2 separate regions of the Homo sapiens genome follow, and region 2 is linked to region 1. A link is a loop called in an ENCODE intact Hi-C map of the cell type or tissue named here. Cell type or tissue: mammary epithelial cell. All regions are shown on one strand. Links, peaks and the distances in the headings refer to the core of each region. The heading gives the core; the rest is flanking DNA.

Region 1 (2,910 bases), core at 223-2,722:
TGGACTCATTTCGATACAAATCCCAGCTCTACCACTTTCTACAATGTTAATGTAATACTCATATATGCATTAATATATATATTTTGAATTTAGGAAAATAAAATGCAAACTGACCCTTAAAAATGGTCTGGATTACATCGTTTACTTAGTCTTTGCCTCCCTCTTTCTTGTTTTGGCATAGAGTGGATCATTGTTGTTGTTTTTCTCAATTCCCTGTATCATCACAATTTAAAATGAATCAGTCCAAAAGAGGCATCCCATTCTTCAACTGCCTGAGATGTTTTGTCTGGCGAATCTGTAGCTCTTTTTTTTTTTTTTTTTTTTTTTTTGGAGACGGAGTTTTGCTCTTGTTGCCCAGACTGGAGTGCAGTGGCGCAATCTCGGCTCACTGCAACCTCCACCTCCTGGGTTCAAGTGATTCTCCTGTCTCAGCCTCCCAAGTAGCTGGGATTACAGGCGCATGCCACCATGCCCAGTTAATTTTTGTATTTTTAGTAGAGACGGGGTTTCATCATATTGGTCAGACTGGTCTTGAACTCCTGACCTCAGGTGATCCGCCCGCCTGGGCTTCCCAAAGTGCTGGGATTACAGGTGTGAGCCACCGCGTGTGGTCATCTGTAGCTCTTTTGTACGACTTTTACTAAAAGGACCTGGGCAGATATATTAGTTCACTCTTGTTCTTGAAACCTATTTTGTTGGCATTATGGAGAAATTATTGCTGGATGTTACACAGTGTGGAGAAAATTGAATAAAAGTTCACTGGGAAGGGTCATGATCTATTTTGGCCATTTAAGTATGTGAGGATATATTTATCTTTATGAAAATAAATTTGAAAGTAGAAAGAAAAAGTTACTCATAATACTACTAGTTTAACCCAACGGTTACAATTTTATGTCCTCTTCTGATCGTTTTCTGTAGGCATATTTTACATCATTATAATTTGAATGTCCTTATTGTTTTGTATTATTTGACTTTTTATGGCAGCTTACTGTCGCCTTGCTGGGATTCACCATAATTTACATAATCTAGCCAAATCATGGGGAGTATGGATTTTGGAGTAGCAAGAGATTATTTTTGGAGTTAGATTTTATAAAGCTTTGGCCATCTGCAAAAATTTGAACCGTATCCTAAAGACAAGAGAAAGCTTTGAAGGTTTAAGGGAAAGGATGGACAGAGAGAATCGCATTTAAGCTCCATTTGAAGTAGAGTTATTTTTATTTTTTGTATAATTCCTTGCTTTTTGGAATGTGTGTGCTTCATATGCAGAAAAGTAGTTTCCCGATCTAGACTGCCATCTCTTTGAATTCCACTGCCACATCTGTCTCTCTTAGTTTTCTGTGTATTTTAGAGATTCCGTCAGTTTAACCTGCCTGGCTGACAGGTGGTGTCCCAAATCGAAACCGTTTTTTCCCCCGAATAAAGTGTGCCCGTGTAGCTGTACAGATTTCGTCCCCTGAAAATTCATCTGAAATCTCAATTCTCCTGAGGGGAGCAATTAAGGAAGATACATGAACTCTCCCCTCCTCTCCATCCTGTCAGGTGCCCCTCTTTTTTGATGGCCCCACCTCTGTCTAGACAACCCTGACAGTGTAGAAGTTTCCATCTCCTTTCCCTTTCCCTCTCCATGTTCCCTCCCCTTCAGTTTTTTCCCCCTCCCAGGCGCTTCCTGCCTGGAAACAAAAGATTGGTCCCCAGTAGCCCACTCAGGGCGATTTTAGTTTTATGCTCACCATCTGATTGGCCTAGGTAAGGTGCAGAGCTCGGGTGACGTAATAGCAGAGAAGGGCTAGGGAGCGGTTGCCGAGCAGGGGCTCTACCGCGGGCGGGCAGCTGTGCCAGCTAACCGTCTGGGATCTCGCACTGGGGGCTGCAGCTTTTCCCCGCCTCGAGCCAGTGTGCGGGGGCGGGAGAAGAGCCAGGGGGAGCGGGCTGGGCCCGGGGCTGCGGCTGCGGCCGCGGGGCTGCGGCTCCCCAGCCCCGCCAGCTGGAGCGCTCGGAGGTAGAGGAAAGGTCTTGACGGGGTGGCTGGATCCGTGGCAGGTAAATCCCGCGACTAACTGCACCCGGGCTACCGCGGGGGAGGGGGTGGCTGTTGGATGATGCTTTAAGGCTGCTGGGCAGATGTTCTGCCTTTCCGGACCCCCCTCCTGTCCTGTTTGTGCCCCAGCCTCGAGTCTCCTACGTGGCTCCCCGGAGCCCTGAGACCAAGCGAGCAGTTTGCATGATCCCAGTTCGCGGACAAGTGGGTGTGTCAGGGCCGTTCCCAGAGGGCCGGGGCTCCTTCGCTTGGTCAAACCCTAGACTCGTTTACTGGGGCCTGGGCCGCTTGAGGCAAAACCCGCCTTGAAAGCTACGTCAGCCTGTAAGTCTTCCCTTTCACCCCCCCGCCCGCCCCCCTACCCAGCCCCAGTAGCTGTGACAGCAGTTCCCTAGAAAAGGGGAGGGGGTGTGGCCACGGTCTGGCCAAGTCCGGGGTAGAACCCCCCCGCCCCTTACACACACACACACACACACACACACACACACACACACACACGAGGAAAGAGAAAAAGTGACGATTTTCTTAAACGGGCGCCTTCCCCTCTTTCTTTTATTTTTCTTTATCCCCCTCCCCTTTTTTTGGTGGGGGGATGGTAATAACAGGGGGACCCTTTTCTTCTCCTGTGGGGATTGGAATGATGCAATAACGCCCCCAGAAAGCTCAGGGTCCCTGGATTGGCCCTCTCTTTGTCTGGGGAGCAGTGTCATTGGGTCCACTGCCTCTCCTTCTCTCCTGTTCCCCTTAGCTCGCTGGGGGACATTGCCCTCAGTTTGTGAACTGGCTCTGGCAAGATTACTGCCGCACTTTTGGGTGAACTGAACATTTTAGATTCTTACTCTGGCAAGTTTTCCTTCCCTAGGTGGTGGTTA
Region 2 (2,910 bases), core at 162-2,661, 89 kb before region 1:
TTTTCATAAGGACTGTGCTAAGCAGCTGTAAGAAAAAATAGGATGAAAAAATGAATGTTTTGTTTACATTAGTGAGGTGGCATCAAAAAGCAATGAGGAAAGGCCCAGTACATCTCATAGACAGTTAATTATGTCAGAACTCAGACTAAAGGAGACATGGAGGTCTAGACAAATTATACCCAGGGTTTACCCTGCTGACAAGAGTTCCTATCCCAGCAATAGACAGGGGTCACAGAAAAAGCCTATAGCACAGTATTTCTCAGCCCTGCACATTAGAATCTCTTGGAAAACTTTAAAAAATATATATGCAGAGTCCCCTCCCTCAGAGATTATGTCTTAATTGCTATGGAGTTAGGGCCACAGCATTGGTACTTTTTAAAAGCTCCCCAGATGGAAAACAAAATTGCCACAAAGGACATCATTGAGACAATTAGCCACATTTGAATATGGACTATATATTAGGTAATATAATTGTGTCAGTGTTAAAATTACTGAACTTGGTAACCATGGTGCTGTGATTACGTAAGAGGATGTCCTCCTTCTTAGGAAATATGCACTAAAGTATCTAGCGGTGAAAGGCATGATGTCTGCAACAAACTCAAATGGATTAGGGAGAAAAACACCTAGAAATGTAAAGGAGGAATAAAGCAAATATGGCAAAATGCTAACAATTTGGCTCATCTGGGTGAGGGGTATACAGGGTTTTTTTGGTACTATTCTTAGAACTCTTCTGTTGGTTTAAAATTATTTTGAAATACAAAATTCTTTTTAAAAAATAAAAAATAAAACAGATCCCCTGATGAAATAAAGCCCAACCAAATTTGGAAACCATTGGGTTCAGTCAAATAGAGGGAATGGGGACCTGCTATAGATAGGTGAGACTGAAAGCCTTTCTGAGACATTATCCTACATCAGTGTTTCTTCCACTTTAATGCTCATACACATCTCCTGGAGATCTGGTTAAAATTCAGTTTCTGATTCGGAAAGTCTGTAGTGGGACCTGAGAATCTGCATTTCCCTTTCTTTCTTTCTTTCTTTCTTTCTTTCTTTCTTTCTTTTTTTTTTTTTTTGATAAGTTTTCCCTCTGTTGCCTCTGCTGGAGTGTAGTGGTGTGATCATGGCTCACCGAAGCGTCAACTTTCCAGGCTCAAGTGATCTTCCCGCCTTGGCCTCCCAAACAAAATGTTGAGTTTACAGGCATGAGTTACCATGCCCCCCTGAGATTCTGCATTTCTAATAGACTCCCTGGTGATGCCAATGAGGTTATTCCATGGGCCACCCTCAGAGTAGCAATTCTTGGACTGAATTACCCCACCATAAATTTGTCAGTCAGTAAACAAGTATTTTGGAACTGCAAGAAAAATTCTCTAAGTGGAGTGGGCCTGCAGAGTTCTATGGATTGGCAGCCCCATCATCTTGACCCCTTGACCATGGCAACTCCCCGTGAGGGATTCAGAAAGTCTGCAGTGGGGCCCAACCTGCCCTGTGGGAGTCACTCTGATCCACAGAACAGAACAGAGCACCTAGCAGAATAAGCATAAACAAAGGCTTGCAGCAAATGGAAGAAGGTATGAATGGTCTCTTCAAAAGCAAGTTTATGATACAAGTCCCAGGAGAAGTGCAGCCCTTTCCAGTGGGTGGCAGTGGAGCCAAGCTGAGGCTCTTATAGAGAGCAACATAGTTCTGATGAAGTGTCAGGGTACAGGCTGCGTGGGTCCAGCTGCCTCCTCCAGGTGAGGACCCCTTTCTTAGAAATAAAATTCCAAGGAGGATTCCCATTTCATGCTGGCTGTGGCATGCTTTGAGTTTGTTGCTTCCACTGTAAGTGGAGAACCAAAATGTCTCTCACTTGGAGGACCCTGCTTCCATCAGAACTTCCCAAACCTTGCTCTACCATTTCCCCCTCAAGGTAGCTCCTTTCCCCTCTGCCTGTGTGTTGTGATTGTGCTTTCCATGCATTGAATTAGAGGCTATCCTGTTATTTATATCTTCCTTGTTTACATCCAAATCGAGGCCAACTAGTGTGAATGCACAGAAGGCAACTGAGCTTTACTGAGCATGCAACCCCAGAGAAAAGCTCTAGAAGACAAATGAGAAAGGCCCTGGAGTTGGTCAGCCCTGAGTTTGTATCCTCGCTTTACCACTTAATAAGTGTGTGAACTCGGGCAAGTTACTTAACATCTCTGAGCTTTGGGTTCCTCATCTATAAAATAGGGTCAATAATTGTACTGACTTCATAGAGTTGTGAGTATTAAATCAAATAGCGAGTACAGCAAGTGCTCAAGAAATGGAAGATAGTCATGGACTTGATGGGCATTTATTAAGTTTCTTCTATGTGTAGACAAAGAGTAGTTCAAATCCAGTCTAGTCCTACTTGCTAGTTGTGCAATCTTGGATGAGTTGCTTTGTTTTACCTCTCTGAGCCTCAGTTCCGTTACTCTTAAGTGACACTGGTGCTGGTATATAAATCACAGAATTGCTGTAAGGAATAAGTGAAGTCAGACATGTTAAACACATGTCAGGCACATATAAATGTGCTCAGCCAACATGAAATATCATAATTGTTGTGGTTATCATGTCAGCTCTTCTCTGAGCACCTTTGTATTATGAGATTTACTTAGCAGCCAAGCACACTTTGCAGCCTCCTCCAGTAGACCCTCTCCAATCTTCACTGTCATTTCCCTGAGGGCGGAGGCCCTATCCTTTATACCATTTCTGGTGTCTCCATGACACCTGGCAGTGAGTAGGTGTTCAGTGCATGAAGCAGAGAGCACTATGCTGCAAGCACAGCCATCAGAAGCATCACTGCCTGGGTTCAAGTTTTAGCATGTCCACTTTACTTGCTGGGTGACTTTCTAGCAACTCCTGGATCTTCTCTGAGTCTCCATTCTCTCACATGTAGTAAGGGTG

Evidence for each region. Peaks named below come from ENCODE experiments on the same cell type or tissue, not always from the same donor. Only the 100,000 strongest peaks of a DNase experiment are listed, where the experiment ranks them.
Region 2: it touches region 1 in a loop (14-fold over the local background); 25 of 110 quality-filtered maps call a loop at or near these places.

Annotation. Positions count from the first base shown.
Region 1 is chrX:111,094,376-111,097,285 of GRCh38, forward strand. PAK3 (p21 (RAC1) activated kinase 3) reads left to right here and starts at 1,816. Exons shown (of 18, transcript NM_002578.5): 1 at 1,816-2,040. RefSeq lists a silencer at 1,887-2,016. In mammary epithelial cell, for the core only: no CTCF peak of the experiment used is centred there; a DNase peak (open chromatin) is centred at 1,716; H3K4me3 peaks cover 1,063 bases; H3K27ac peaks cover 416 bases.
Region 2 is chrX:111,005,795-111,008,704 of GRCh38, forward strand. It overlaps a transcript of PAK3 not described here. Among named protein-coding and RNA genes, the nearest start is that of PAK3, 89 kb to the right of the region's middle. In mammary epithelial cell, for the core only: no CTCF peak of the experiment used is centred there; no DNase peak of the experiment used is centred there.